Linked DNA regions of Homo sapiens: region 1 is linked to region 2. A link is a loop called in an ENCODE intact Hi-C map of the cell type or tissue named here. Cell type or tissue: thyroid gland. All regions are shown on one strand. Links, peaks and the distances in the headings refer to the core of each region. The heading gives the core; the rest is flanking DNA. Region 1 has its middle 29 kb from the start of SPNS3. Region 2 overlaps ANKFY1 (ankyrin repeat and FYVE domain containing 1).

Evidence for each region. A loop is a pair of places that touch in the nucleus more often than their neighbours do. Peaks named below come from ENCODE experiments on the same cell type or tissue, not always from the same donor. Only the 100,000 strongest peaks of a DNase experiment are listed, where the experiment ranks them.
Region 1: it touches region 2 in a loop (5-fold over the local background); 107 of 110 quality-filtered maps call a loop at or near these places.

What each region holds. Positions count from the first base shown.
Region 1 is chr17:4,398,174-4,412,306 of GRCh38, forward strand. No RefSeq gene overlaps it. Among named protein-coding and RNA genes, the nearest start is that of SPNS3, 29 kb to the right of the region's middle. In thyroid gland, for the core only: no CTCF peak of the experiment used is centred there; no DNase peak of the experiment used is centred there.
Region 2 is chr17:4,202,191-4,210,190 of GRCh38, forward strand. ANKFY1 (ankyrin repeat and FYVE domain containing 1) reads right to left here. Exons shown (of 25, transcript NM_001330063.2): 5 at 7,634-7,757; 6 at 5,743-5,892; 7 at 4,131-4,296. Among named protein-coding and RNA genes, the nearest start is that of ANKFY1, 58 kb to the right of the region's middle. RefSeq lists a silencer at 4,860-5,060. In thyroid gland, for the core only: no CTCF peak of the experiment used is centred there; DNase peaks (open chromatin) are centred at 2,772, 3,941 and 4,211; H3K27ac peaks cover 1,987 bases.

The DNA of each region.
Region 1 (14,133 bases), core at 4,614-12,613, 200 kb after region 2:
AAATTTTAGTTTTTTTTCCTTGCCCAATTTTCTCTTGTGAGTGGCTCTCTCTAAAATTGTAGTTCTGGATGGGCAGGTGGCTCACGCCTGTAATCCCAGCACTTTGGGAGGCTGAGGCGGGTGGATCACTTGAGGTCAGGAGTTCAAGACCAGCCTGGCCCACATGGTGAAACCCCATCTCTACTAAAATACAAAAATTAGCTGGGTATGGTGGCTGGTGCCTGTAATCCCAGCTACTCGGGAGGCTGAGGCAGGAAAATCGCTTGAACCGGAGAGGTGAAGGTTGCAGTGAGCCAAGATTGCATCACTGCACTCCAGCCTGGGCAACAAGAGCAGACACTCCATCTCAAAATAAATAAATAAAATAATAATAATAATCATCAAAGTGTAGGTATGTGTCAGAGGTGGTGGGAAGAGAGGACGTGAGAAGATGTACTTATATGACCACAGATTAAAATTTTTTATTTCAAATTTGCTGCAAAGGGAGATAATGTTGGAAAAATCCAGTTCAGAGATTCCCACTGGATAGAAACATTTGATATGAAAAAAATATATTAGATAATCATTGTCAAACAGGATTTTTAAAATCTAAGTAAAGATCATTAGACTGTTTGCAAAATGGAAAGCTGGTTGTATAACTGCCCAAGGGGATCACCTTGCCCGCTGCCTAGACAGCCGATTCATCAAGACAGGGGAATTGCAACGGAGAAAGAGTAATTCACGCAAAGCTGGCTGTGCAAAGACCAGAGTTTTTTGTTTGTTTGTTTGTTTTTGTGACATAGTTTTTGCTCTTATTGCCCAGGCTGGAGTGCAATGGTGCAATCTCAGCTTACTGCAACCTCCACCTCCCGGGTTCAAGTGATTCTCCTGCCTCAGCCCTCCCGAGTAGCTGGGATTACAGACGTGCATCACCATGCTCGGCTAATTTTTTTTTTATTTTTAGTAGAGACAGGGTTTCACCATGTTGGTCAGGCCTGTCTCGAACTCCTGACCACAAGTGATCCACCCAATTCGGCCTCCCAAAGTGCTGGGACTACAGGCGTGAGCCACTGTGCCCAGCCTGTTTGCAGCAGTTTTGTTTAATAGCTCTAAACTGGAAATAGGATAATTGATAAATAAATTGTAGTATATTTGCTATGGTCTGAGTGTGTTCCCCAAAATTCATGAATTGGAAACTTTTTTGTTTTTGTTTTTGAGATGGAGTTTTACTCTTGTCATCCAGGCTAGAGTGCAATGGTGTGATCTTGGCTCACTGCAACCTCTGCCTCCCGGGTTCAAGAGATTCTCCTGTCTCAGCCTCCCAAGTAGCTGGGATTATAGGTGCCTGCCACCATGCCTGGCTAATTTTTGTATTTTTAGTACAGACAGGGTTTCACCATGTTGGCTAGGCTGGTCTTGAACTCCTGACCTCATGTGATCTGCCCACCTCGGCCTCCCAAAGTGTTGGGATTACAGGCATGAGCCACCACACCTGGTGAATTGGAAACTTAATCCTCAATGCAACAGTGTTGGGAGGTAGGGCCTAGTGGGAGGTGTTTAGGTCATGAGAGCTCTGCCCTCATGAATACATAAATGCTGCCATTAAAAGGGCTCACAGAAGTGGGTTCTGTCCTTTCACTCTTCTGACATGTGAGAACACAGCATTTGTCCCTGCTTGACTTCTGCTTTCTGCCATGTGAAGACACAGCAAGAAGGCCCACACCAGATGCCACCACCTTAATCTTGGACTTCCCAGCCTCCAGAACTATGAGAAATAAATTTCTGTTTCTTATAAATTATCCAGTCTCAGGCATTCCACTGTAGTAGCACAAACGGACTAAGGCAGTATTTGTATCTAAAAGGCTATCTAGAGCTGGGTGTGGTGGCTCACACCTGTAATCTCAGCACTTTGGGAGGCCAAGGCAGGTGAATCACCTGAGGTCAGGAGTTCGAGACCAGCCTGGCCAACATGGTGAAACCCCATCTTTATAAAAATACAAAAATTAGCCAGGCATGGAGCACACACTTATAATCTCAGCTACTCAGGAGGCTGAGGCAGGAGAATTGCTGGAACCTGGGAGGCGGAGGTTGTAGTGAGCCGACATTGCACCACTGCACTCCAGGCTGGGCGACAGACTGAGACTCTGTCTCAAAAAAAAAAAAAAAAAAAGAGGCTGGGCGAGGTGGCTCATGTCTGTAATCCCAGTACTTTGGGAGGCCAAGGCAGGTGGATCACAAGGTCAGGAGGGTTTTTTTTGTTTTGTTTGTTTGTTTGTTTTTTGAGACGGAGTCTTGCTGTCGCCCAGGCTGGAGTGCAGTGGCGCGATCTCAGCTCACTGCAGGCTCTACCCTCTGGGGTTCACGCCATTCTCCTGCCTCAGCCTCCCGAGTAGCTGGGACTACAGGCGCCTGCCACCTCGCCCGGCTAATTTTTTGTATTTTTAGTAGAGACGGAGTTTCACCGTGTTAGCCAGGATAGGATGGTCTCGATCTCCTGACCTCGCCTCGGCCTCCCAAAGTGCTGGAATTACAGGCGTGAGCCACTGCGCCCGGCCAAGGTCAGGAGTTTTGAGATGTGCCTGGCCAAGATGGTGAAACCCTGTCTCTACTAGAAATACAAAAATTAGCTGGGCATGGTGGCGGGCACCTGTAATCCCAGCTACTCGAGAGGCTGAGGCAGGAGAATTGCTTGAACCCGGGAGGCAGAGGTTGCAGCGAGTGGAGATCTTGCCACTGCACTCTAGCCTGGGTGACAGAGCAAGACTCCGTCTCAAAAAAAAAAAAAAAAGAAAAAATTTTTAAAAAGATCTGAATCAGGTAACAATGTGGATGAATCTCACAGATATCCTTGAGAGAAATACATATACACAGTATGATTAATACAGACGTAGTATGATGCCTTTACATGAAGTTCAAAAAGACGAAAATTTCATTTACGGTGTTACAAGTCAGAAGAGCAGTTACCCGTGGTCTAGGAGACTTTCTGGGATAAAGAGAATCTGTTGTTTTTTTTTTGAGACAGAGTTTCACTCTGTTGCCCAGGCTGGAGTGCAATGGCATGATCTTGGCTCAGCACAACCTCTGTCTCCCAAATTCAAGCGATCCTCCTGCCTCAGCCTCCCAAGTAGCTGAGATTACAGGCTTCCGCCACCAAGCCTGGCTAATTTTTTTTTTGTATTTTTAGGGGTTTCACCATGTTGGCCAGGCTGGTCTTGAACTCCTGACCTCAGGCGATCCACCCGCCTTGGTATCCCACAGTGCTGGGATTACAGGTGTAAGCCACCGCGCTCAGCAAAAGATTCTTTTGTATCTTGATCTGGGTGGCGGTTACACTGTATAGTAGGCTGAATAATGGACTCCAACTATATTGGGTCCTAAACTCTAGAGCAGGGGTCCCCAGTCCCTGGGCCGCGGACCACTAACAGTCCCTGGCCTGTTAGGAACCAGGCCTCACAGCAGTAGGTGGAGTGGTGGGCCAGCAAGCGAAGCTTCATCTGTATTTACAGCTGCTCCCCATCGATCACATTTCTGCCTGAGCTCTGTCTCCTGTCACATCACTGGGGCCATTAGATTCTCATAGTAGCACAAACCCTATTGTGAACCGGGCACGCAAGGGATCTAGGTTGCGCGCTCCTCATGAGAACCTAATGCCTGATGATCTGTCACTGTCTCCCATCACCCCCAGATGGGACCATCTAGATGCAGGAAAACAAGCTTAGGGCTCCCACTGATTCTACATTATGGTGAAGTATAATGATTTCATTATATATTACAATGTCATAATAATACAATTAAAGTACACAATCAATGTAATGTGCTTTAATCTTCCTGAAACCATCCCCCGCATCACCCGTCACCCATCCATGGAAAAATATGTCTTCCACAAAACAGGAACTGGTGCCACAAAGCTTGGGGAGTACTGCTCTAGAGTCTGTCAATGTTACCCTATCTGGGAAAAGGGTCTTTGCAGATGTGATAGCTAAGGATCTTGAGATGGAGAGCTTATCCTGGATGACCCGGATGAATCTAAATGCAATCACAGGTGTCCCATAAGAGAGAGGCAGAGGGAGATTTGAGAAGACAGAAGGAGAGAAGGTAATGTGAAGATGGAGAGAGATTGGAGCGAAGTAGACACAAGCCAAGGACTGCCAGCAGCCAGCAGCTAGAAGAGGCAAGGAAGGGACTCTCCCAGAGCCTTGAAGACAGCATGACCCTGCTGACACCTCCATTTCAGTCCTGCGATACCAACTTCAGACTTCTGCCCCCCAGGAGAGAAAACATTCGAGAGAATACGTTTATGGTTTTGGTTGTTTTTTTCTTTTTTTGAGACCAAGTTTCACTCTTGTTGCCCAGGCTGGAGTGCAATGGCGCGATCTCAGCTCACCAAGCGATTCTCCTGCCTCAGCCTCCATAGCTACCATGCCCGGCTAATTTTGTATTTTTAGTAGAGACGGGGTTTCTCCATGTTGGTTAGGCTGATTTCGAACTCCCATCCTCAGGTGATCCGCCGGCCTCGGCCTCCCAAAGTGCTGGGATGAAAGGCGTGAGCCACTGTGCCCGGCCATGTTTATGTTGTTTTAAGACACCAAGTTTGGGATAGTTTGTTATATCAACCGCAGGAAACTAGTACACACAGGTGCATATATATACAGAAAAATTCACTGAGCTGGGCGTGGTGGCTCGCACCTGGAATCCCAGCACTTTGGGAGGCTGAGGTGGGTGGATCACCAGAGGTCAGGAGCTCGAGACCAGCCTAACCAACATGGTGAAACTTCGTCTCTACTAAAAATACAAAAATTAGCTGGGCGTGGTGGTGGGCGCCTGTAATCACAGCTTCTCAGGAGGCTGAGGCAGGAGAATCACTTGAAACCGGGAGGTGGAGGTTGCAGTGAGCCGAGATCGTGCCATTAGAAAAAAAAAAGAACCAGCTCATTAGCACGGGCTTAGTGCCCAGAGGCCCAAGTTCCTGCAGCACTGGTAGTGGTGAGGCCTCCTCCTCTGGCCACAACCAGGTCATCAAAATTGGGGCTGTCAGGGCAGTTGGGATAGAGGGACACAGCTCCCCAGAATCCTAATCTCCCTGTCCTGCCTCCTGCTCTTAGGATCCCATGTACTTTTCCAGATTTTCGTGGACCCTGTGAAGAGCGTTAAGTCCTCAGGAGAGCTCCTCTTTTTTTTGGTTGTTTGTTTTTTTTGTTTTGTTTTTTGAGACGGAGTGTCACTCTGTCGCCCAGGCTGGAGTGCAGTGGCGCGATCTCGGTTCACTGCAAGCTCCACCTTGTGGGTTCACACCCTTCTCGCCTCAGCCTCCTGAGTAGCTGGCACTACAGGCGGCCGCCAACACGCCCGGCTAATTTTTTGTACTTTATTTTTTATTTATTTATTTTTCTTGAGACGGCGTCTCGCTCTGTCGCCCAGGCTGGAGTACAGTGGGGTGATCTCGGCTCACTGCAAGCTCCGCCTCCTGGGTTCAAGCGATTCTCCTGCCTCAGCTTCCTGAGTAGCTGGGACTACAGGCACCTGCCACCACGCCCAGCTAATTTTTATACTTTTAATAGAGACGGGGTTTCACCATGTTGGCCAGGATGGTCTCGAACTCCTGACCTTGTGATGCACCCGCCTCGGCCTCCCAAAGTGTTGGGATTACAGGCATGAACCACCGCGCCTGGCTTGTACTTTTTTAGTAGTGACGGAGTTTCACTGTGTTAGCCAGGATGGTCTCGATCTCCTAACCTCGTGATCCGCCCGCCTCGGCCTCCCAAAGTGCTGGGATTACAGGCATGAGCCATTGCACCCAGCTGTTTCTGCAGTTCTCTTACTGGTCGGACCGGCTTCTCCTCTTCTGGGGCGAACCCCTCAAGTCTTAACTCCTCAGAGGGGTCAGAGTAAGATTAAATACCAATTGCCCAGGCTTCATCGGCTTTTCTTCCCTGCCTCAGTTTCCCCACTGCCTTACTTGTGTTTCCTTGGATTACCTCCCAAATAAACTATCCACAACCAAGTCCTTGTTTCAGGGTCTACTTTGGGGAAACCCACACTAAATCTAAGTCTCAGACGCTGGGGAGGCCCTGGTTCTGTGTCCACTCCTGAAGCTGGGGTCTGGGGTCAGTTCCCCTCTGCCCTGGGTTTCAAGGCTCCAAGATCTCAGTTTGCTCCAGGTTTCTCCCTACATAGATGTCCCAAGAGCCCTCCAAATATAACATCTCTTGGCCGGGTACGGTGGCTCACGCCTGTAATCCCAGCACTTTAGGAGGCCGAGGCAGGCAGATTATCTGAGGTCAGGAGTTCGAGACTAGCCTGGCCAATGCGGTGAAATCCTGTCTTTACTAAAAATACAAAAATTAGCCAGGCGTGGTGGCACGTGCCTGTAGTTCCAGCTACTTGGGAGGCTGAGGCGGGAGAATTGCTTGAACTTGGGAGGTGGGGGTTGCAGTGAGCCGGGATTGTGCCATTGCACTCCAGCCTGGGCGACAAGAGCTAAATAATGTCTCCAAAAAAAAAAAATACATATATATATATATATTTATATATACATTTATATATATTTATATATATATTTGTATATATTTATATATATTCATATATATTTGTATATATTTATATATGTATATATGTATATATTTATATATATTTATATATTTATTTTTATATATTTATATATTTATATATATAAATGTTTATATTTATTTATAAATGTTTATATATATAAACATTTATATATTTCTATATATAAACATTTATATATTTCTATATATAAACATTTATATATTTCTATATATAAACATTTATATATTTCTATATATAAACATTTGTGTATTTCTATATATAAACATTTGTATATTTTTATATATAAACATTTATATATTTATATATATATATGTAAAACATCTCTTAAACCTAACTCACTGTTTTTCTCTTTAAACATGTTTTCCCCCAGACATCCTTCTTCTGCCCTCACTCACTCCCCGGAGGAGCCACATGTTCCTCTCTCACCTTTGCTCAGCCTGTTCCTCCCTCTTACCTTCTCCAGGAAGGTGGGGATGCTCTGGGCCTCCTGGTTTCTTGGTGAGGGCAAGGAGGGCTCTGCAGCTCCCCCAGTCCCAAGGGGCTGTCAGGACAAGGTCAGCCCAGTAGAGGCAGCTAATCTGGGCTTGGGGAGTTGGGACAGGGGAGCTTACACGCACAGGCTCACACAGTGCATATATACACTGTGTACGTGCCCATCTGCGCATACATGGGTGTCTGCACGCATGTACAGGCACACATGGGTGTGTATAGGCACATACAGCACACAAGAGGATGTGTGTGCACCACGGGCATGCATGATCACTCACAGGTACACATATGTCTAGCTGCAAACAGATCCCCTGGGAGAACTTTGACCAGCCCAGCGATGGGTGTAGTGAGCTGTGCAGGGAGATTGGGGGAGAGAAAAGAGAGGGGAGGAGAGGGGAGGGAATCCAGGAGACAAGGTGGGTGGAGAGGTTGGGTTGCAGTTGGGAATCCCAGGAGCTACACTGGCTTCAGTTCCCTTCCTGGGAACTCAGTGTCTCCCTGGGGCTCTGCCCACCAGCAGAGGCATTTGGGGTCAAGAAAATCAATGCCATTCTTTTTGAGTGATGGGGTCAGCTGGTTGTCGGTGGACACTGGGGTTATGTAGATGCATGTCCATCTACTTGGGCCAGACCACGCCATGGCCTCCCACAGCCTCTGTGCAGTGACCATGCCTGCAGGCAGCGGGGTGGAGGACCCTTCCATTGGTCTCCCGTGTCCCTTCCTGAACCACTGGCTTCACCTTCTGTACTCCCTGCCCAGCGCCTGGCCTGACTCCTACTGATAGCCTGCCCCTGGCTTTGGCTCCCTCCTTGACCATGATTCCCACTCACCCAATAATTAGCTTGTATCCCATTAACCTTGACCAGGCCCAGACCACATCCCAGGAGCTGGTTTCTGGGTTTGTCTAGGACCACTAGTGGGACCCAGGCTGGAAGAAGTTCTCATGCTTATGGGGACAGAATTAGGGAAGGAATTCAGAAAAGCTGAGGCAGAGAGAAGCCATTTATAATTAATAGCTCAGGACAAAACTGCGGGCAGAATTAGACTGAGTTTTGTTTTTTGTTTGTTTGTTTGTTGTTTTGAGATGGAGTTTCGCTCTGTTGCCCAGGTTGGAGTGCAATGGCGCAATCTCGGCTTACTGCAACCTCCGCCTCCCAGATTCAAGCAATTCTCCTGTCTCAGCCTCCAGAGCAGCTGGGATTACAGGCGCCTGTCGGGCTTTTTTTTTGAGACAGAGTCTTGCTCTGTTGCCTGGGCTGGAGTGCAGTGGTGTGATCTCGGCTCACTGCAACCTCCACCTCCGGGTTTAAGCCGACTCTCCTGCCTCAGCCTCCCCAGTAGCTGGGATTACAGGCTGATGCCACCACACCCAGCCCGCGCCGGGCTGTTTTTTTGTAAAGACAGGGTTTTTCCCTGTTGTCCAGGCTGGTCTGGAACTCCTGACTTCAGGCTATCTGCTGGCCTCGGCCTCCCAAAGTGCTGTGATTACAGGAATGAGCCACTGCGCCTGGCCTTTTTGTGTTTTTTGAGACAGGGTCTCTCTATGTTGCTCAGGTTGGGGTGCAGTGGTGCCCTCCTGAGGAGTAGCTGGGACCACACACATGCACCACCACGCCTAATTTTTTTTTTTTTTTGAGACAGAGTCTTGCTCTGTTGCCCAGGCTGGAGTGCAGTGACGTGATCTTGGCTCACTGCAATCTCTGCCTCCTGGGTTCAAGCGATTCTCCTGCCTCAGCCTCCCGAGTAGCTGGGATTACAGGTGCCCACCACCACGCCCGGCTAATTTTTGTATTTTTAGTAGAGACAGGGTTTCACCATGTTGGTCAGGCTGGTCTCGAACTCCTGACCTCAGGTGATCTGCTTCCCTCGGCCTCCCAAAGTGCTGGGATTACAGGCGTGAGCCGCCGCGCCCAGCTTAATTTTTAATTTTTAGAGATGGGGGTCTCATTGTGTTGCCCCGGCGGGTCTCGAATTCTTGGGTTCAAGTGATGTTCCAGCCTCCACCTCCCAAAGTGATGGGATTACAGGAGTGAGCCATCGTGCCTGGCTGGATATTTTCAAGCATTACATTAAAAAAATTCTCCACTTACAAGTCAGTGTTTCAGAAACAGCCCCCAGGCTGGTCCTGTTACTCGCAGCTGTTATCTCAACATTCTTGGAGGCCTAGTGGGAGGATGGCTTGAGGCTAGGCGTTTGAGACTAGCCTGGGCAACATAGCAAGACTTTGTCTCTACAAAACAATTAAAGAATTTAGCCTGGCATGCTGGCACATACCTGTAGTTCCATCTACTTGGGAGGCTGAGGCAGGAGAATCGCTTGAGGCCATGAGTTTGAGGCGGCAGCGAGCTATGCTTGTGCCACCGTGCTCTGGATTAGGTGACAGAGTGAGATTCTGTCTCCATAAAAAAAAAAAAAAAAAAAAATTAAGGCTGGGTGGGGTGGCTCATTCCTGTAATCCCAGCACTCTGGGAGGCCAAGTCAAGTGGATCACCTGAGGTCAGCAGTTCGAGACAAGCCTGACCAACATGGCGAAACCCCGACTCTACTAAAAATACAAAGATTAGCCGGGGGTAGTAGCAGCACACACCTGTAATCCCAGCTACTCGGGAGGCTGAGGCAGGAGAATCACTTGAACCCGGGAGGGGGACGTTGGCAGTGAGCCGAGATCATGCCATTGGCACTCCAGCCTGGGCAACAAGAGCAAAACTCCGTCTCAAAATAAATAAATAAATAAATAAATAAATAAATAAATAAATAAATAAATAAAAAGGGCAGTGATGTTTATGTCAACACAGCATGAGCTCTGAGCAAGGCCATCTGTGGGACACGTCGCACAAGGCGTGCCACAAAACTAACACCTGACAAATGAGGGCTGCTTTCCCTCCTCCTGTCTGGCCCATGGCAGATTGCAGGCGCCACTGGTTAGCCTGAGTCACGGCAATTGCAAATGCACCAACTTGGCCAGATTGGCTGTCAGACTGGATTTTTAAAAAAATCTAGATTCATGCTGTTTATAAAAGACACACATCAAACAAGGATATGGAAGGCTGAATGTCAATGGCTAGAAAATACTCACCAAGAGAAAGCTAGTGTATCTATATTCGTATCAAACTAAATAGTATTTAAGACAAACAATAGTTATCAGGGAAAACAATAGTGTTTACATCATAATTACAGGAACAAGCTACTAAGCTGAAGCAACCTCAGCTGGGTGCTGGGACTACGCCTGTAGTCCCAGCTACTTAGGAGGCTGAGGCAGGATTGCTTGAGGCCAAGAGTTCAAGGCCAGCCTGGGCAACATAAGGAGACCTCGTCTTTCTCTCTCTCAAAAAAAAGTAAGGTGAAACAATTCTCAAGTTGTATTATCTAATAATATATGTTCAACACATATAAAGCAAATGTCAAGTGAAAAGACAGCCCACAGAAGAATGGGAGAACATTTTTGCAAATCATGTAGCTGATAAGAAATGTGTATCTGGAATATATATTAAAAAAATCTCTTGGCCGGGCACAGTGGCTCACGCCTGTAATCCCAGCACTTTGGCAGTTTGAGGTGGGTGGATCACCTGAGGTCAGGAGTTCGAGACCAGCCTGGCAAACATGGCGAAAACCCATCTCTACTAAAATTACAAAAGTTAGCTGGGTGTGGTGGCACGTGCCTGTAATCCCAGCTACTTGGGAGGCTGAGGCAGGAGAATCACTTGAACCCGGGAGGCGGAGGTTGCAGTGAAATGAGATCTTGCCACTGCACTCCAGCCTGGGTGACAGAGCGAGACTCTGTCTCAGAAAAACAAAAACAAAAACCAAAAAAAAAAAAAACCAAAAAACTCTTACAACTCAGCAATAAAACCCAAATAATCCAATTTTAAAATGGCCAAAAGATTTGAATATACATTTCTTTTGTTTGTTTGTTTGTTTGTTTGTTTTTTGAGACGGACTCTCGCTCTGTCACCCAGGCTGAAGTGCAGTGCCGCCCCGCGATCTCAGCTCACTGCAACCTCCGTCTCCCGGGTTCAAGCAATTCCCTGCCTCAGCCTCCTGAGTAGCTGCGATTATAAGCACCCGCCACCATGCCTGGCAAATTTTTGTATTTTTTGTAGAGACAGGGTTTCACCATCTTGGCCAGGCTGGTCTTGAACTCCTGACCTCCTGATCCACCTGCCTCGGCCTCCCAAAGTGCTGAGATGACAGCCGTGAGCCACCGCGCACGGCCTTGAATAGACATTTCTTTCTGAAGAAGATATAACATCATAAATGATCAGGGAACTGCAAATCAAAACCACAGTGAGATACCAATTCACACCCACTAGGATGGCTAGAATAAAAAAGAGAAATAATTTTTTAAATGATTGCAAAGATTTGAAGAAATCAAAACCCTCGCAGGCTGCTGGTGGGAATCAAAACAGGTGCAGCGTCTTTGGGAAATAGTCTGGTAGTTCCTTGAGCAGTTAAATGTAGATTTGCCATTTGCTCTGACAATTCCCCTTCTAGGGATATACCCAGTAAATTGAAAACATGCTCACACAAAAACTTTGACATGAATGTTTGTAGCAGCAATTATTCGTAATAGCAAAAAAATGGAAGCAACTCATCTGTCCAACCAAAGAATGGCTCAACAAATTACGGTGTATTCACACAGTGGAATATGATTAGGCCACAAAAAGGAATCATACTGACGTGCTGTAACATGGATGAAACTTGAGAACATCTTGGCAAGTGAAAAGAGCCACTCTTTTTTTTTTTTTTTTTTGAGAAGGAGTCTCGTTCTGTGGCCCAGGCTGGAGTGCAGTGGCACAATCTCGACTCACTGCAACCTCCGCCTCCCAGGTTCAAGCAATTCTTCTGTCTCCACCTCCCCAGTAGCTGGAACTACAGGCGCCCACCACCATGCCCGGCTAATTTTTCATTTTTATTAGAGATGGGGTTTCACCATATTGGTCAGGCTGGTCTCGAACTCCTGACCTCAGGCGATCCACCTGCCTCAGCCTCCCAAAGTGCTGAGATTACAGGCATGAGCCACACACCCAGCCAGGAGCCACTCTTAAAAGGCCAGATATTGTATAATTCCATTGATATACAATGTCCAGAACAGGCAAATCCACAGAGACAGAAAGTAGGTTGGCCGTTGCCAGGGTCAGGGAGGGAGGAAAAGTTGGGGGAAGGTAGAGAGTGACTGCTAATGGGCACAGGGCTTTTTTTGAGGTAATGAATTTTTTTTTTTTTTTTTGAGACGGAGTCTCCCTCTGTTGCCCAGGCTGAATTGCAGTGGGGTGATCTCGGCTCACTGCGACCTCCGCCTCCCGGGTTCAAGAGATTCTCCTGCCTCAGCCTCCTGAATAGCTGGGACTACAGGCACCTGCCAACACACCTAGCTCATTTTTGTATTTTTAATAGAGACGGGGTTTCACCATGTTGGTTAGGCTGGTCTCGAACTCCTGAGCTCAAGTGATCCACCTGCCTCGGCCTCTGAAAGTGCTGGGATTACAGACATGAGCCACTGATCCCAGCTGAAAATGTTTTAAAGTTGATTGTGGTCATGGTTGTACCGACCTGTGAGTATGCCAAAAAACATTGAATTGTACACCTTAAATGAACATGGTATGCACATTATATTTCAATAATGCTGATATATATATGGAATCACATAGTATCTGGCCTTGGCTGTGTGCAGTGGCTCATGCCTGTAATCCCAGCACTTTGGGAGGCCAAGGCAGGCAGATCACCTGAAGTCAGTAGTTCGAGACCAGCCTGGCTAACGTGGCGAAACCCTGTCTCTACTAAAAAATATACAAAAATTAGCTGACCATGGTGGTGCATGCCTGTAACCCCAGCTACTTGGGAGGCTGAGGCAGGGAGAATCACTTGAACCTAGAAAGTTGCAGTGAGCTGAGTTTGCGCCATTGCACTCCAGCTTGGGTGACAGAGCCAGACTCTGTCTCAAAAAAAAAAAAAAAAAAAAAAAATATATATATGGCCTTTTCTGAGTGGCTTCTTTCACTTCACCTAATATTTTCAAGGTTCATTCAAATGGTAGCATGTTGCAGTACTTCATTCCTTTTTATGCCCATTCCATTGTGTGGATACATCAGAAGCACCTCAATTTGTTTATCTATTCTTCAGTTGGGCGTACGAGGTGCTTCCACTTTTTTTTTTTTTTTTTTTGAGATAGGATCTTGCTTTGTCACCCAGTGTCATAGCTCACTCACTGCAGCCTCAACAACCTCCTGGGCTCAAGGGATTCTCCCATATCAGTCTCCCGAGAAGCTGGGACTACAGGTGTGTACCACCATGGTCAGCTAATTTATTTTTATTTATTTTTGAGACAGGGTCTCACTCTGTCACCTGGCTGGAGTGCAGTAGTGTGATCATGGCTCACTGCAGTCTTGACCTCCTGGGCTCAAGCAATACTCCCATATCAGCCTCCTGAGTAGCTGGGATTACAGGCACCTGCCACCACACCTGGTTAATTTTTGTATTATTATTATTATTATTTTTGAGACAGAATCTCTCTGTGTTGCCCAGGCTGGAGTGCAGTGGCACGATCTCAGCTCATTGCACCCTCCGCCTCCCAGGTTCAAGCGATTCTCCTGCCTCAGCCTCCCGAGTAGCTGGGATTGCAGGCGTGCGCCACCATGCCCAGCTAATTTTTGTATTTTTTTAGTAGAGACGGGGTTTCACCATATTGGCCAGGCTGGTCTCTAACTCTTGACCTCGTGATCCACCCACCTTGGCCTCCCAAAGTGCTGGGATGACAGGCGTGAGCCACCGCGCCTGGCCTAACTGTTGTATTTTTAGTAGAGACAGGGTTTTGCCATGTTGCCCAGGCTGGTCTTGAACTCCAGACCTCAAGTGATCCACCCACCTCGGCCTCCCAAAGTGCTGGGATTACAGGCGTGAGCCACTGCGCCCGGCCAACTTTACCCATTTCCACCTTTGATGTGTGCAGTAAAATGCATTCTTGCTGGTGATTTGCGGTCTTGGGCTTCTGGGCCAAGCGGAGCTCTGCCTTGGACGCATGCGCAGCAGATGATGGCCCGTGTTTTTTGTACGTGTGTGTTTTGCATTAAGGAAGGAAAGTGATGACCTTCACGGGTCAGC
Region 2 (8,000 bases), core at 1-8,000:
CCAGGGGTTTGAGACCAGCCTGGCCAACATGGCAAACCCAATCGCTACAAAAATAGAAAAATTAGCCAAGCGTAGTGGCATGTGCCTGTAATCCCAGCTACTAGGGAGGCTGAGGCAGGAGAATCGCTTGAACCCGGGAGGCGGAGGTTGCAGTGAGCCGAGATTGCAGCACTGCACTGCAGCCTGGGTGACAGGGCAAGACTGTGTCTTAAAAAAAAAAAAAAGAGGCCGGGCGCAGTGGCTCACGCCTGTAATCCCATCACTTTGGGAGGCCGAGACGGGCGGATCACGAGGTCAGGAGATCGAGACCATCCTGGCTAACACGGTGAAACCCCGTCTCTACTAAAAATACAAAAATTAGCCGGGCATGGTGGCGCGCGCCTGTAGTCCCAGCTACACGGGAGGCTGAGGCAGGAGAATGGCGTGAACCCGGGAGGCGGAGCTTGCAGTGAGTCGAGATTGTGCCACTGCACTTCAGCCTGGGCGACAGAGCGAAACTCCGTCTCAAAAAAAAAAAAAAAAAAAAAAAGAGAGATAAATACACAGTAAAGCTAAGAAAAGATAGGTTAATGAAAAATGTATAATACACCAAACATACAGAAGATAAACTGGGCAATACTGCACAGGTATATGAAAACCTATGAATGACTGGATTCAGATGGATAGCATGATAAAAAAAAATTTTATATCTTAAATCCTTAAGTCCTCTTAGAAGAATTATAGACTTTGGATCAGATTTACTTTATTAATAAGATCCAAATATAAAGTTCTTTTTACTTATAATCATACACATATATATATATATATATATTCACCCCACACAAAGAAGCTATTTAGAAATTACTAGAAATAGAAAATTAATAAAGTTTTACATTAAAAGAAAGCCCAGAGGGTACATAAAGGAAAAGGACAACTGATATCAGAAGAGCAGAACAAAGGGAGGGAACAGAAAATGTCACAATCACCGTTTATAAGGTTTCTGTCAATAAGAAAATGGTTAACACATTTTAGAAAGATTTCAAATCATCAGAAACAGTTAAAATAAAAGCTGGTGCTTAAAAGTTTCAGTTACTTCATCACCTCATTCACTGACACTGCCAGGTAAATGAGGCATGACTATTGACTATTACAATCCGTCCATATAAAAATATTCCTAACAAAAAACTTCACACTAAAAAAATCCATATATAATATTTCTTTCAATGCAGCTTCTTGATGGTTTTATTCAGCCAGTAACCTTCATTATTCAATTAATACAAACCATATTTCATGCTGCTCCAGTTGGTGGCATCATTTTCAAATTTACTAAAAATAACAGGAACAATCTACTGAAGAAACTCATCGGCCAGGCGCAGTGGCTCACGTCTTTAATCCCAGCACTCTGGGAGGCTGAGGCGGGCGGATCACCTAAGGTTGGGAGTTCAAGACCAGCCTGACCAACATGGAGAAACCCAGTCTCTACTAAAAATACAAAATTAGCCGGGCGTGGTGGCAGGTGCCTGTAATCCCAGCTACTCAGGAGGCTGAGGCAGGAGAATCGCTTGAACCTGGGAGGCAGAGGTTGCAGTGAGCCGAGACCGAGCCATTGCACTCCAGCCTGGGTGACAGGAGCGAAACTCCGTCTCAACAACAACAACAAAAAAAAAAAAAAAAAGAAAGAAAGAAAGAAAAAAGAAACCCATCAACTGATGTTGGTTATTAAGGTAAAAAAGTTCAGGAAGAACTGTTTTTATAAAGTGAAGACTCATCTTCTTGCTCAGATCAGGCTAATCCAAGGAGATGGCATCCCTCTGGCCAAACATGTGCCCCCTGTGGACTCCCCCAAGACACTGCCTGCCTGTTCCACTCTTTAGATAAAATGACTGGTATACTTGGTTATTAGGATGATCACTGACTATTTTGTTGACAGATTCTAATGTGTGCTCAGACTAAACCAAAATCTCATATATTAAAGACTTTCACTCTTTAACAGTTAAAGTGAAAAAAACTCCTACAGGAACTGGACCTGGTTATGGCATTTCCAACGCAGGGGCAAGCGATGAATGGCAGGGTTGACCCCACCATTCCCCTGGTAATCACTGCTGGGTGTACTACTAACATTGCCTCGCATTCTCTGAACAAACCAATAAAGCAAAAGTAATTCCCACTTTATGGATAAGGAAGACGTAGAATGTGACTTGTCCAAGGCCACAGAGTAAACAGATGAGCTCAGATTCAAACCTTGGTGAATACCAGCTTCATAAAGCCAGTGCTCTGTCTACCGTAATATGCAACACTCTAAAGTTAGCAAAATCAAGTTTATTATACCCACGCTGTAATCCACATACTTGCAAGCAATTAATAAACTCAGAGTGGAAGGTTAAATCATCTGAAAATAAACATCAAAAATGTATCACTAATTCTTGGCAATTCTTGTATCTAAGCAATCACCAAAATATTTAATAACTCAAAGATGATTTATCATCAAACATAAGAATTAACTCCCTGGGAGGAAAGAAACAAAATTCTCAGATTTTTTTTTTTTAGTAACAGGGTATCTGTTTCCAAAATAAACATCTCAGACACGAAACAGTGTGGGAAAGAATCATTCCCTACGTGGTGGAGATTTCCCCACTGAATCACACTCAGTGCTAAGCACCCGCTGGCTTTGCACAGCACATAACGGTGCTTGAGGAAGATGCATCTGCTCTTGACACTGACATACTCGAAGGATTTCCTACCCAGTGATGAGCAAAATTTTCCTCTCTACCAGCCAGCAAGCTCAGCACTCCAGCACATGGCTTATAAGGATACTTGTATTAAAACCTTGGCCCAAAAAGGACAAAGCTGGCACAGGACCACATCTTGATGTAACTACATTCCACCAACTAGGAGCAATTTGTGAATGGCAAAAATGTAGCACAGACAATAATAGTATAACAATGCATCATCAAAAGGGGAAAATATAGATGATTAAGATGGAACGAAACAAGTAGATTCTCTCTTTGATGTCTACGTGTAAGTAAAAAAAAGTGGCCATGGCAATGCACTTCAATCAAGTCAACCATCCCTCCACAAAACTAACGCTTTGACACTTTGGAAAGCTTTCATTTCTCACTGGAACTCTACCTCTATACAGATTTCACTCTGTCTAAAATGACCATTGCAAAGCAAAATCAGCCCAGATCCATTTGGGACTCATGAATTAGTAAGACTATGGAAAAAAACAAACAAAAACCTAGTATTTTTTTTTTCCTTTGACAAGTTAATTCATTAAGATTAAAATGTTCTGGGAGGACGCGGTGGCTCACGCCTCTAATCCCAGCACTTTGGGAGGCCAAGGTGGGTGGATCACCAGGTCAGGAGATCGAGACCATCCTGGCTAACACGGTGACACCCCGTCTCTACTAAAAATACAAAAAATTAGCTGGGCGTGGTGGTGGGCACCTGTAGTCCCAGCTACTGGGGAGGCTGAGGCAGGAGAATGGCATGAACCCAGGAGGCGGAGCTTGCCGTGAGCCAAGATCGCACCACTGCACTCCAGCCTGGGCGACAGAACAAGACTCCGTCTCAAAAAAAAAAAAAGATTTAAATGTTTTGTTCTCAAGTCTATCATTTCTGTATTCTTCCAACTATTAACAATGCATTCAAAATATAGCTACAATTTCAAATAACTCTGCTAGAACAAAATGAAACTCTATCAATTTATCATAATAGAGGCCTAGCCTGTTAAAGTGAAAACCCTGAAGCTAAGAACACGTTTCAAGGTTTATGGTTTTGCTACTATCCTTGTATCTGTGGTAGAATACAAAAGCAAAACCTTCCTAGCACAATTCCTGGAGAAAGCCATCCATTGAACAAGCAAACATATCAAGTGCTTACAAGTAAAAGGTACTTCTTCACACAAGTACCATCTTTGTAGCCTTTCTTTCTGGGGCCCTGTTGGCACGGTGAATGGCCAAACTAACACGGCATAGGCAACAGCTCTTGAGTGCTTCCTCTGACCCAATGATCAAATTCTAGATCATGTAGCCTGTGAGTACAGACTACAGAAGCCTTTGAGAATTTTGGGAACAAGGTCAGAAAGTCTTCAAAAATTACTCGGATAAAAATAAAATTGCCTGCAGGGAAACATACACACTTCTTCCTACCTCTTTGGATTCCTTTGTGTAACAAGCTCCAGCCACTCTTGTCCACCATGTCCACATCAGCTTTGTGACTAACCAGCGTGGTGGCAATACTCTCCAGTCGTCGTGAGAGGGCTAGATCTAATGCCAGATCTCCGTTATGATCCGCTTCATTCAGCTTCCCAGGGAGCTACACAAACAAGTTTGTAAATTAGCGCCCAGTGAGTAGAGAATACGACCTATTTTAATTTCTCCCACCTTGACCCTTAAATATCATCTCTTATACAAATGTCAAATTTAAGTGCTCCAACACTGCTTACTCCCCAAATTCAACTTTATTCACAAACTTCTATCAGGCTTCCTCAGGGTACATGTTTTCAGGGAGTACAGAATTAATGGGGACCACATAGCCAACATAAACAATGTGGGAGACGATTAAAGGCCACCAGGAAAATGTGGACAGAGTGCTGTGGGGCACGAGTGCCAGGCAGAGGCTCAGAGAGTTTTACGGTGAACAGCTAATGTTTTCATGAAAGGCAGTGGCGTTCCTATTTCATTCTTCCCAGCAGTTTAATGTCTCCCCATACACTGGACACCCGGGATAAAACATACTTCGCTCCCATCTGTCAAGAGCCATTACATTTCTTTCAAGGTCATATGGTGGGCAGAATTATCACCCCCCCCAAAGACGGACATGTCCTAATCCCCAGAACCTATAAACATACCACGTTACATGGCAAAAGGCACTTTGAGGATGTGATTAAGGACCTTGTGATGGGGACAGTATCCCAGATTATCCAGGAGGCCCGACCTATCTAACCACAGAGGGCCCGACCCATCTAACCACAGAGGGCCCGACCCGTCTAACCACAGAGGGCCCGATCTATCTAACCACAGAGGGCCCGATCTATCTAACCACAGAGGGCCCGATCTATCTAACCACACAAGTCCTTCAAAGTGAAAAAGGGAACCAGAAGAGTAAGTCAGAGAGATGTGACATGAGAAGCACCTGACCCACCACTGCTGGCTTTTAAGACAAAAGCCGGGGGCTATGAGCTAAGGAATGTGTGGAGGGCTCTAGAAGGTGGGAATGGCCCTCGGCTGACAGCCAGCAAGAAAATGGGGACCTCGATCCTGTAAGTGCAAGAATCTGAATTCTGCCAAAGATCCAAATAAGCAGGAAATGGATTCTCCTCTTGAGTCTCTGGAAAGAAGCACAGCCTGCCGACATCCTGATTTTGGGCCAGTGATTCCTGTCCTAGACTTCCAACCTACAAAACTGTAAGGCAATACATTTGTGTTGTTTTAAGCCATTAAGTTTATGGTAATTTATTATAGCAGCAAAAGTAAACTAACACAGATTTTGGCACCTAAAAGTTAAGAAGCGTTTAAAAAAAAAAAAAAACTACCTAAAAGCATTTAAGAGGTTTTTAAATTGGGCAATGGGCTAAGGCTGGAAGAATTTTGAGAAACATGTTAGAAAAAGCTCAGATTGCCTTGAACAAACTATTTAGTAGAAATCCGTACGTTAAAGACTGTGCCAGTCATGGCTCGGAAGGAAGTGAGAAGTACCACGGAGAAAGACAAGTGCATTAGAGTTTCGGGAAATGAAGAATGGAAAAGGCAGCTACAGTACCTGGGAATCCATTTCAATCAGATACAGGAAGACCACGTCTTCTCTCTCCACTTTGATGGCTTTATGTAGCGGGTACTCTGTCTTGGATTTGATCATTTTGTATAACAACTGAGCGCTCATGCTGCTGAAATCCTCCTTCCTCAGGTCGTCCTGAGAATTCACAACACAGTGAAAAGCAGAACAGACACAAGGCAATGAATCCAACCACCATTTAGCAAGCCTCTCAAATGCATCAGTCAGGCCCTTCTTTAAGGGCTTAACCTTTCCCAACTCATTTATTTCTCCCCAAAACCCAATGAAGTAAGTACTTGAACATCCCCATTTTACAGAAGAAAATATTATGGCATAAAGAGATTAGATAACTTGCTCAAGTTCAGACAGTCCTTAAATGGCTGGGGAACCAGAAGGCTGACGTTCCGAGCCTCACTCTCCTCCAGCATTACTGTGCCTCCCAGTGAGGTGGCAAAACACCAGCCATGCATACCTCTAACAGGAATGCGCCCCAAGGGAGCCTCACATGAGAGCAGGGAGTCCTCCTCCCACCCCCTGAAAGATGGCAGTTACAAAATCAATTCCAACTTCCACAAACAAGTCACTCCACTGAGTCGCAGCTGGTCCCTATTATTGCAGATCTCTATATTTCTGCCTATTTTAAAAGAAAGGTTACCAATCCTGTTTCAATGCCTTAAAATCCAGTTCTTTAGCCGCCTTTTCTGAAACTCTAAGGCTTTTCCCACAGTGTTGTTGAATACCAAACAATTCGCAGAAACTAATTTGCAAAAGGTAGCACCAGCCCTAATATTCTAAAACTGCAAACAACAACAACAAAATGTAAACACTGGCCGGGCGCAGTGGCTCACGCCTGTACTCCCAGCACTTTGGGAGGCCGAGGTGGGCGGATCGATCACCTGAGGTTGGGAGTTTGAGACCAGCCTGACCAACGTGGAGAAACCCCCGTCTCTACTAAAAATACAAAATTAGCCAGGCGTGGTGCTGCATGCCGGTAATCCCAGCTACTCAGGAGGCCAAGGCAGGAGAATCGCTTGAACCTGGGAGGCGGAGGTTGCAGGGAGCTGAGACCGTGCCATTGCACTCCAGCCTGGGCAACAAGAGCGAAACTCAGTCTCAAAAAAAAAAAAATGTAAACACTGTTCTTTATGATGAAACAACCTAAGAAAGGGAAATCTAAACTGAAAGATGCTCTCCGCCTGATTAGGAGAGCAAGGGCAAGCTCTGAAACTGTGCTGCTGAAGCTGCAGGGCCTGCTGGCCGTGGAGCCACACCCTACTCCTGCAGCTCAGCAGCAGCTTCCACAGATGGAGGGTGAAGGCAGGTGATGCTTCCAAGCCTGTTTCTGGACCTCAGCTATCTTTTTTGGGGGGGCGGGAGACGGAGTCTCGCTCTGTCACCCAGGCTGGAGTGCAGTGGCGCGATCTCAGTTCACCGCAACCTCCGCCTCCCGGGTTTACGTGATTCTCCTGCCACAGTCTCCTGAGTAGCTGGGACTACAGGCACGCACCACTGAGCCCAGCTAATTTTTGTATTTTTAGTAGAGATGGGGTTTCACCATGTTGGCCAGGCTGGTCTCGAACTCCTGACCTCAAGTGGTCTGCCCGCCTGGGCCTCCCAAAGTGCTGGAATTGCAGGCGTGAGCCACCGCGCCTGGCCAGACCTGAGCTATCTTTTGTCCTTTGGCTCCGAAATCACAGAACTACCAGAATTTGAGTTGAAAAGAGTCTCATAGATCATCTAATCAAACTATTTATTCTTCAATTGTGTAACAAGAGAAAACCAGGTGCCAGAGAGGTCACTTTCCATGGAACTACGTCCCCAGCGGCGGTCTCCTGACTGCCAGCTAGAGTGCTTTGTTGACACCCTCAACCTCACTCACCCAATGACTTGCAATAATTTCTGCACAGTAGTTCATCAGTGTGCTGGCATTCAGCTCCTCTGCCGTCTGGTAGAAGCGAATACAGTTCCTGACATTCACTAGAGACATAACACCCTTCTCACATCTGTAAGAGAGTATTCATCATGAGGAGTATTACTGGACAAATAATTCACAAACGAACAAACCAAAGCGATCATCTTTGTACTGGCTGGCTATGTCCTATTAATAACACTATGGGATAAGGTTAAGCAAAGGGTTATGAATAAATTACAGTTGGTCTCCCATATTTAAAAAGTACTAGAATTTCATTATAATATTTCATTGCTCCATTCTGGTCAGAATCAAAATAACATGCAAATAAACTGAT